Regions from separate parts of the Homo sapiens genome. Here region 2 is linked to region 1. The links are chromatin loops, found by intact Hi-C in ENCODE. Cell type or tissue: A673. All regions are shown on one strand. Links, peaks and the distances in the headings refer to the core of each region. The heading gives the core; the rest is flanking DNA. Region 1 overlaps LOC105374914 (a long non-coding RNA gene). Region 2 has its middle 850 kb from the start of TFAP2A-AS2.

The links. Peaks named below come from ENCODE experiments on the same cell type or tissue, not always from the same donor. Only the 100,000 strongest peaks of a DNase experiment are listed, where the experiment ranks them.
Region 2: a loop joins it to region 1, with 2.7 times the contacts of the local background. A loop is called at or near these places in 3 of 110 quality-filtered maps.

What each region holds. Positions count from the first base shown.
Region 1 is chr6:8,980,978-8,986,366 of GRCh38, forward strand. The region is part of intron 2 of LOC105374914 (a long non-coding RNA gene); the gene reads left to right. Among named protein-coding and RNA genes, the nearest start is that of HULC, 330 kb to the left of the region's middle. RefSeq lists an enhancer at 2,199-2,493 and a silencer at 2,399-2,448. In A673, for the core only: a CTCF peak has its summit at 2,346 (motif pointing right); a DNase peak (open chromatin) is centred at 2,414; H3K4me3 peaks cover 318 bases.
Region 2 is chr6:9,552,526-9,557,914 of GRCh38, forward strand. No RefSeq gene overlaps it. Among named protein-coding and RNA genes, the nearest start is that of TFAP2A-AS2, 850 kb to the right of the region's middle. In A673, for the core only: no CTCF peak of the experiment used is centred there; a DNase peak (open chromatin) is centred at 2,486; H3K27me3 peaks cover 485 bases.

The DNA.
Region 1 (5,389 bases), core at 172-5,171:
TACTTGTTTGCCTTTATGAACTAGACTTTTAATGAGTTTAAGACAAGTTATAGTCTTGTAGATAATGCCCATGGTCTGAATGGTTGTCTCCCCAAAATTCATATGTTGAAACCTAATCTCTAATGTGATAGTATTATAAGGCAGGTGATTGGGTCTTGAGGGTTCTGTCGTCATTAATGGGATTAATGCCCTTATAAAAAAAGACCTCAGAGAGCTAACTTGCCCCTTGTCATTTGGATAAAACTTCTAAGGTTCCTTAATTCCACTCTCTCATTTTAAAGATAAAGGAGCTATGCCTGTGGAAGGAAAAAATCAAATGGTCAAGTAAAAAAATCAAATGGCTGAAAGGCACTGTTGCCAGGAGAGTTACTTTCAATGTAACAGTACCTCTAAGGGGTTCAATTTTAGTTTGATCCAGCCTCTCTAGCCAGCTGTGTCTTTTCCACTGTATGAGGACACAGCAATAAATCACTATTCGCTAACCCAAAACTGGGCCCTTACCAGAACCTTACCTTGCTGGCACCTTGATCTTGGACTTCCAGCCCTCCCTGCTGTGAAAAATAAATACCTGTTGTTTATAAGCCACCCAGTTTTGTGTATTTTGTTATAGCAGCCTGAACAGACTAAGACAATAATCTAGCCTTTTCTCCCTGTTAGGTATAGAGCCACATTCTTTGCATGTTTCTAGTCACCTAGAGGATGAGTCTAGAGAAACGACATATTGTCTAATTCAATATTCAAATGGGATATTGTCCAGAGAAAAAAATATTGTTTAATTTGTTCACTTGACAAAGATTTCCCAAGTCTTACTCAAGACCAGGTTGTTATACTAAGCCATGTAGTGGGTACTGAAAGATGTACAAATCATGGTGGAAGAGTAATATTCATATCATTATCCAGGCTTCGGCTTGGAGGAATGCCAGCTTGGTTAGCCCATTGGCATGAATATTAACCCATTTGAGATCCAGCTACCTGGGCTCCAAGCTTTATCTTTAAGAACTCCCTACTAGTCTAGACCTTCCTTGTTCCTTCCTAGTTTATCAGATGAGTAACCACTCTCACATTACTGTTTTTCCTGTTGAAGGCACTGAAGGCTTCCTCTTTCTTCTCTTTTTCCTCACACACAGCTGGCTAGAGAGGCTGGATCAAACTAAAATTAAACCCCTTAGAGGTACCGGTACATTGAAAGTAACTCTCCTGGCAACAGTGCCTCTCAGCCATTTGATTTTTTTTCTTGACCGTTTGATTTTTTCTTTCCACAAGCGTAGCTCCTTTATCTTTAAAATGAGAGAGTGGAATTAAGGAACCTTCGAAGTTTTATCCAAATGACAATTTGTGACTCTTTCATTTTTCTTTTTTTGTCCTCATCAAGACAGATGAATTATATGATTGAGAGTTGGAAAGGAACATAGAAATAGATACACTAATCTTTTTGTCGTGAAAACGAGAAAATTCAGACTAAAGAAATTCAAATGATGTGCCCAAGGCTACACAGATGTAAAATGAAAACAAAAAATGAAGAACTAGATTTAAATCATCAGTGCTTGACCACAAGGAAGGCCTAGGAGAGGAGATAACTGCTTGGATTTGGATGAAACAAACTGTGTTCAAATCCTGGATCTATTGCTCAGTGATCTGTAAAACTTAAGCGCAGTGACAACTTCTCTAACATTCAATTTACCGTTTTGTGAAAAAGGAGTGACAGTGGCAAGATTTGTTTCCTAGGGCTGAGGTGGGCATTAAATGACACTGTTGTTGAAAGTACTCTCAATAAATAGACGAGCTTCTTTCGAACAGTACAATGCGCTTTATGATGTTGATGTATGGACTTTGATCAGTGGGAGAAATCGTCAAATCCGGGTTTCTTTGCCAAGTTTTGAATGGAAATACATTGCATTGTCTCACAGGCGTCTATGACACACAGGAAGGTCAGGAGTCCTTCGCAAATTTGGTTTATGCTATTATTCAGAATGGGTGAGTTTTAAAACTTTAATTAACCAAGTTAACCTATTTGTTTGCCAATGCGTGGAAGGTTGTATTGTTCTAACCACATTGCAACATTTTGGATAAAAGCGTAAATGTGGGTGTGGGAGGAAAAAAAAGAGAAACAGATTTGGATCAAAGCTACTGCGGAACAACTGCCACAGCACTCATTTTTTTCCCCCAAGGAATAGCTGTGGTAGAGAGCAGTGCCAGCTTGGAGTTTGCAACGTCTATTTTCTAGCCAACGCTATGATTTTTATTCCTGTTTATTGACCAAAAATTGCTTCATTTACTGAACCAACCACGTAGCGCAGCAGAGAGGCGGCTGTGGTTTCGCTGCCTGGGCCCTGAGCAATACCCACCTCTGTCCCATAGATGGCAGCATTTCACAAACAACGCCGCCACCGGGACGCATTGAGAACTCAGCTCCAGTAATCTGTTGACAGGATTAAGGACCCCTGTTGTTTTACAGGAAGTAAATAAATCCTTATGGTATTCTGGAAGGCTCAGAAGTATATGAGAGTGGTAGGAAATTGTTTATTCTATGGTAAAGGTATCAAATGAATATTTACAGCATTTAAAACAATTACCTCGGATTGATGTGGACTGGTGTTAAAACTCAGCCTGTTTGCATTATCTAGTTTAGAGTATTTGTTCAACTTTTGCCCAGTAGGTTTAGTTTTTCTGAGTACAGAATTTCTTGCTAGCATAAGTTGATGGTGAATGCTAAGGCTGATAAGATGGTGATAATTTCTCTTTAGAAATTAAAATGTTATCTATTTGTGCAAATCACTGTGTAAGAAAAACATAAACCACATGATACTGTAAACTCTAAGAACATGAAAAATAATGAAGAGAATAAAGGATGTAACAGTACAGGATGAATAGAAATATAGTAGGTGGGTTTAGGCAAAGGATTATCTTCAACTTTAAAATCCATTGAAATTGTCAATTTTAGACATGGAAAAGTTCTGTTATAAATCCAGACCATTGAATGGTTTCAGTATTCTTAAATACATTTCTGAGATATTTCAAAAACGACACAGGGCAATAATCTAAGTGAATCAGTGAGATTTACCCAGGGGTGGATTAAACAAGCCTACTCCTTAGATTTTCCACTGCCTTAGGGATGCACTATAATTTTCTATCCCTCATTTTTAGGCAACTTCCTTTACTCCATATGTTTCAAGAAGCTGATGATTTTTGAAAAGTACATTTGATTTGTGGTCATGACTCATTACCAAGTAAATAAATGATTATCATTTTGAGCTTCAACACACATTTTCTTTTTTAATTTATTTATTATTTATTATTTTTTAGAGACAGGATCTTACTATGCAGGGTCAAACAATCCTTCCACCTGGGTCTCCCAAAGTGCTGGGATTACAGGTATGAGCCACTGTGCCTGGCCCACAGCACACATTTCAGATATCCAATTAAAAAAATGATCAAGTGACAATCTCTAATAAAATGTCTGCTCTTTTATAATATGACTTGTCTGTAAAGACTTCACTAGACACTAAATTCAATTTTTCTTTTTAGATTCAAGTGTGAAGTCGAAATGTTGATAATTTATTCACAAGATAATGCCCTGTACAACTCTTATTTTTATGAAGGATAATTGGATAAATTAGCCTTAATAACCAATGAAACTCATGCTCAAGTACTGGACATGCTATTAAGTCTGTCTCCATTGGGCATCTGAATTATTCTGGCCTTCAGTTTCCATATTGGTAAGATGTCTATCATAATGATTTTATATAAAACAGTGTTAGGAATCTGATATTGACATCCAGTTTCTAAAGCCTTTCCTAAATTGTTAGGCAAACAAATGTTTAGTATTCAATTTACACAATGATATTCACTACCACTTATTAAACTGTTGCTTGTGTCGCCCCCCCCCCTTGTATTATGTCACATAATTGTGTAACTTTGTGGTGCAATCAATACTATTGATAAACAGTCAGTGCATCTTGGCTAGTCAAGATGTTGTCCGTCAAGAGTGTTTAGCTTGATAGAATTCAGCCAAGTGTAGTGAGAACATTGCACACTGTGTAGCATTGGTCACATAACTCAATAATACACAATCATAGCGATGCACAGGTGACAATAGTCTAACCAGTAGCTGCTTTTTGTTTGTTTGTTTAAGATGATTTCCTTCGATGCTCTGCATACAGCTTCAGGAAAATATAGAATGCCAGTCTAAAGTAAAACCCTTTCCAATGCATTTTTAAAAATTGTGTTAAGAAGAAATAACATGAGTTCTACCCTCTTAACAAGTTTTTAAGTGTACCATACAACATTGTTAGGTGCAAGCACAATGTTGTACCTCGGACCTCTAGAACCTTTTTTTCTTGCTTATCTGAAATTGTATACCCATTGAACAATCATTCCCCATCTTCTCCCCCTACCTCCCGGTAACCATCATTCTACTTTATGTTTCCATGAGTTTGACTGTTTTACATATGTCATGTAAGTGGACTCATGCAATACATTTTCTTGATCATTCATCCATTGATGGACATTTAGATTATTTCTATATCTTTGCTATTAAGAATAATTCTCCAATGATCATGGGAGTGAAGATACATCTCTTTTAGATCCCAATTTTAATTATTTTGAATGATTACCCAGAATAATTAACCAGAATGGAACTGCTGGATCATATGGTAGTGTTTTGTTGTTGTTGTTGTTGTTGTTACTGTTGTTGTTTTTTGTTTGTTTTGTTTTGTTTTTGTTTTGAGATGAAGTTTCGCTCTTGTTGCCCAGGCTGGAGTGCAATGGCGCGATCTCGGCTCACTGCAACCTCCGCCTCCCGAGTTCAAGTGATTCTCCTGCCTCAGCCTCCTGAGTAACTGGGATTACAGGCATGCACCGCCATGCCCAGGTAATTTTGTATTTTTAGTAGAGACAGGGTTTCACCATGTTGGTCAGGATGGTCTCGAACTCCTGACCTCCGGTGATCCGCCCGCCTCAGCTTTCCAAAGTACTGGGATTATAGGCATGAGCCACCACACCCAGCCCGTAGTGATATTTTTAATCTTTTGAGGAACTTCCATACTGTTTTCCATAGTGGCTGCACTATTTTATGTGCCCACCAAGAGTATACAAGCGTCCAATTTCTCCACAATCTCACTAACACTTTTTTTTTTTTTTATGATGGCCATCCTAACAGGTGTGAAGTGATAGCTCATTGTAGTTTTGACTCCTACTTGCCTAATGACTAGGGATGTTGAGCACCTTTTAATAGACTTGTCTGCTATTTCTGTCTTACATAGATAAATGTCTGTTTAGGTCGTTTACTCATTTTCTTAATCTGCTTATTTTTTGTTGTTGTTATTTAGTTATAGCAGTTCCCTACATATTAGTTCCCTATATATAGTTTCTATATATTTTGACTTGTAAC
Region 2 (5,389 bases), core at 151-5,150, 570 kb after region 1:
ATTGTCAGGCTGCAAATTTTCCAAACTTTTATGCTATTGAATGCTTTACTGCTTAGAAATTTCCTCCACCATATACCCTAAATCATATACCCTAAATAAGTGTACGGATTTTGCTGTCCATACACTCCAGGCCAGGTGGTCTCACATGGAGATGAGGAGTTTGTTGAGAACTTGAGTAAAGGTCACTCTTGCTATGTTTTAGCCAAGAGACTGGTAGCATTTTGCCCCTGCCCTAGAGATCTGTAAAACTTTGAACTTGAGAGAGATGATTTAGGATATATGGTCAAAGCCATTCACCAAGTCTTTAGGAAGTTCCAAGCTTTCCCACATCTTTCTATCTTCTTCTGAGCCCTCCAAATTCTTTCAACCTCTGCCTGTTACCCAGTTCCAAAGTTGCTTCCACATTTTTGGGTGTTTTTAGAGCAGTGCCCCACTCTCTGTAGCACCAATTTACTGTATTAGCCCATTCTCATGCTGCCGACACATGATTTTTCTTGGCCATCTTGTCAACCAAGAATCTCCACAGCCAGCAATGCCCCACTGTTGCCTGGGACTCACTTTGCCCCAGGCCTGCTGCTGCAGGAGCCTCACCCACTCAGCCCAACTGTGTAATAACTTGTACCTGTGTTTGGCAATTCCCAAGCCCTTGTCCCATGTCCCAGAAGAATGAGGATACACTGACAATTCAATGGGTGAGGATTGGTGGAGAAGAATTTTATTGAGTGATGGAATAGCTCTCAGTGGAGAGGGGATGAAGATGGTGGTTTGTCTTCCAGTGTGGGCAAGCCAAGAGCTTTTTATGGGCTCAGAGTAGGGGAGTGTGTGCTGATTGGTTTGTGAGTATGCAAAAAAGTTTAACATGAAGACACCACTTAAAGGTGGGCACGACAGTGTAGAAAACCAATTAGAAAAGGATAGGTATCTGCAAAATAGGTGAAGGATGGGGACCAACCAGAGGAAAGTACATGAAATGGGAAGACAGGTTCTCAATCTGGTCTATGGATCTACCAGGACTTGTAGCTAGGCTTTAAATTGTCTTAGGCTTGAAGGTGGGGTTTCACTGGGTACCCGCCCCTGTCTGCCTAGGCATTTGCCTACCTCCTGCCACTATCACTGCTATGAAGAACTAGCCAAGACTGGGTAATTTAGAAAGGAAAGAAGTGTAATTGACTCACAGTTCTGCACAGCTGGAGAGACCTCAGGAAACTTACAATCATGGCAGAAAGGGAAGCAAACACATCCTTCTTCACATGGCAACAGGAGACAGTAGTTCTGAGCAAAGGGGGTAAAGTCCCTTATAAAACCACCAGATCTGATGAGAACTTACTATCAGGAGAACAGCATAGGAGTAATCACCCCCATGATTCAATTACCTCTCACCTGGTCCCTACCATGACACATGGGGATTATGGGAACTACAGTTCAAGATGAGATATGCGGGAGGGGGACAGAGTTAAGCCATATCACACGTGTATGTGCATGTGCCTGCACACACACACACACACACACACACAGAGGAAAATATTGACATGAAGGGAGCTATGATTTCCTGCTTATATTAATATATGTAAAACCCATTGGCACAATTTATGGGGCCTTCAATGCTATTCCTTGTCTGATCCAAGTCCAGGACACTTCTAGCTTTATTAATGATAATGATGATCATTATTGTCATTATCATTATTGACTGATAAGCCTGTTTGCCCAAGATGCCATGGAAAATTATGTATAAACCTAATAATATTCAACATTGACTTGGAAAGAAGTGCCTTGTCGATAATAAGGGATGATATAGTTATTAATTTGACTTGAAAAGTCATTAACAAATATATACATTCTATGAGTGGGCAAATATTCCCAAAGCATCATTCAGAGGCAGTGCAATTTTTGTTCTGAGGTGTGAGGAGGCAGCCAGAGAACTGATGTCATTCTCCCTGTCACTTTCTCAGGAAGGTTAAACAGCATTCTATGAGCTCTTCTGGGTTGATTTATTAAAGGTTTTATGGAGAAAACAGTGGGAATTCAGGAACCACTGGAATAATGGGTAGGAGAATTTGCAGAATAAGGTTGCATCCCACACACAGAGGCACAGAGAGCAGAGGTAAGAACGAAAATAACAGACAAAAGACCTCACCTAAAAGGAATGATGACAATGGGTAAGGAGTGGGATATTTCATATAAAGTTAAAATGTCATTTTTTTATTATACCAAGGAAATAGATAAACTATTACAGACAGCTGACTACAGATGTTTATGATTAGCACAGTACTTGGCTCTTATTTTCCTGGATTCTGCCCCATTCTAAATAAACCTGGATTGTTTTCATTCTCATTAGCATCATAGAACTTATTCATATTGAAGAGCCTATTAAGACACTCAGATAGATGTTACTTCTAGATCTTATATCTTCTAAGCCATTTGCACAGAGTAAGGATTTGATGTTCTCTAACTAGGTAATAGGATTACTATATTTTGAAATGGTCCCTTTGGGACAATCCTTATGCAATTTCCTGTTTCCTGTCAGGATGGTTTAACCTATACAGTGAAAAGAAGGGTTGCAGCAGGTTTAAATATTTAAAAGTAAAGCTTATTTGAGCTGCATAAAGTAATTGCTACCTGCAGCAGAGAAAGCATAAGTCAGGCTCCATTTTTTACCTGAGAAACCTTGAAGAGCTGCTTTTGTCACTTGTTTGTATTATTTTTAAATGCCTTCCAAGTTTATAAAGTCTTGGAAAACATAACGTTTATGTATGGAGAGGACTCTGACCAAGGCTTCTCATCCTCGTCTTGTTTGCTGGGCCTGGCTTTTCAGTCTTCTTGCAGGACTTTAATGAGCAGGGAATTATTCACAATTAATGACAGCCAATCACTACAGTGGGGAATATACACTTATAAAATTATGACAAATAGCCACACCATGTGATCAGAGTAGACAAATTACACCATAAGCAGAAAGTAGTTATGGTTGATTGGAGCAATTAAATGTTTTCTTTTTTAAAAAACTCCAGTGAGAATATTTTAGAAAATGGCTTTTTAATCATCTGTAGAACTGTTAAAATTATTGTCTCCTAATAGTTGTAAAGTACACCATGTTTAGAATTCACTGTAATCCCTTTGCATAGCCATGGGATTCTTCCCCCAGAAACCTGTTTACTTGAAACTTATTTTTAATCACAGACTCAACATCAACTCATTCCCATTCTGAAGGAAATGCCAATAATTTTCTAAGATTAGAAAAGAAGACACTGGGCTTCCACGAATGAGTAAGAACTATGCAGTCTGCGTAGCCAGATTAGGGAAAACAAAATTCTAAACAAATATGCTTGTTATCTTACAGCTGGACTCTCCCCACCAGATCAGAACTTGGTCAGATGCTGGAAGGCGTCCTAATGACCTCCTAAAAAGTAACTAGGTTACTCTCCAGGGCCACTATGGAATGGAAGCCAAGGAAGCCACCTGGTTTCACTGAGAATGGATTGTGGAACCTGGGAAACCTGTGAGAAAAGGAGGCTAATGAAGAGAAGATGTTCACATTGACTTCTGATTTTTTCTTTCTTTCTTTGTTGGGGAGTGGGAAGAAGACAGGGCAGGAAGTGCTAAGGCCATCAACAGGTAGGGCCAAGGGGAAATCTGTTGTCTCACTAGGGCCCAGGAAAAATGTCTGACCTCTACAGAGATTGGGCCATTTCATCTTTTCTGCTCAGCTTTGCGATTTGGGAAAGCTTAGGGAATGTGCCTGAATGGATCCCATAGCCTCGGAGGAACGTCAGGAGACATGGAGAAGCAGAACATAGCTAGGCAATAGGTACGCATGCCCAGTAAGTACCTAGTAAGAGAGAGGGAAAGCACCCGGCGGATGCAGATTGGATTCTGACCCTGGATGTGCCAGTCCCACGGACATTCAGACACAATGATTAGGGTTTTGCAAAAGTCCTGGGTATCTTCATTAACAAAGGAAGGCACACATACAGCAATATTGTTAGCTCAACCGTGTCAGCAATATCTTTTTCATAGCAACGGGCTGATAAGCTTGGATATTATTTGCTTTTTGTTGGTTTTATAAGTTAAAATTTGAGAAACTTTTTATAACAATATATATTTTTTCTTGTAGAGCTTGGAAGTCTCCCTGAAAATGCTGAATGAAGAAATTTGACTTGTGAGTACAAACATGCGCTACAGGACTTTATATTAGAATTTTGGCCACAACAGGCAATTGCCTTCTGAAGTACCCAGTCTAGTCAAGTATCTAATAAAAGCTTGATTTCTTTGAGGACATACTAAGTGATAGGCACAGTGTTTTCCTTGTGCTAACACATTTAACCTCTGCAACAACTGTTTTCACAATAGCTTACAAAATAAGAAAACTACGGCTCAGAGAGATAAAGTGAGTTGGTTGTGATTAGAAAATCAAATATTAGATAGCACCTAGACTGAAACAAGTTCTATCTGATTACAATATCCAATTTGTAATAAGAAGATATTTCTTCTGGCCTGGTATAATAATATCTTTTTTATTTAGGGATAAAATATTACCACAGATGTAAAATATAAGGGGAAAAAGACACTTAATTTTACATTAACCGTGAACTCAAAAAAATTTTTAAAAATTTCATTGTCTTACCATTATAATAGTTTTTTTTAAAATTATACAATTGTTATTTAAACTAGGGTAATGTGCTTTTCTAGATCTTTCATATATACCAACCAGGTTGATTCAACTTTATAGTCACTCTTTAATATGGATTTTCATAATTTCATTTACCTCTTATGGCACCACCGTAGTGGTTGTCTTATTTATTTATTTAATTAAAGTGGTACTAACAGAAGAATCTCACTTCTGTTTAAAAACATCGTCTCGGCCGGGCACGGTGGCTCAAGTCTGTAATCCCAACACTGTGGGAGGCTGAGGCAGGTGGATCACCTGAGATCAGGGGTTCAAGACCAGCCTGGCCAACATGGTGAAACCCCGTCTCCATTAAAAATATAAAAGTTAACCAGGTGTGGTGGCAGGCGCCTGTAATCCCAGCTACTTGGAAGGCTGAGGCAGGAGAATCGCTTGAACTCAGGAAGTGGAGGTTGCAGTGAGCCAAGAATGCGCCATTGCACTCCAGCCTGGGTGACAAGAGTGAAACTCCATCTCAAAAAAAAAAAAAAAAAAAAAGTCTCATCTTGATTATGTGGAAATGTACACACTTTCCCCAGATTCCATTTCTTGAATGTTATCTATATGATCACAGGAAGATAAAGCTTCTCAAATACCCTTGGACACACAGCCACTCCCTCCCCACCAACCCCTACCTGAAATAACACAGCTTCTGGGGAAAATCTATAGTGGGTTCATCATGAAAGATCCTTCTTCCTGGATTTTCAGGTACTGCTTTCCTTGTCT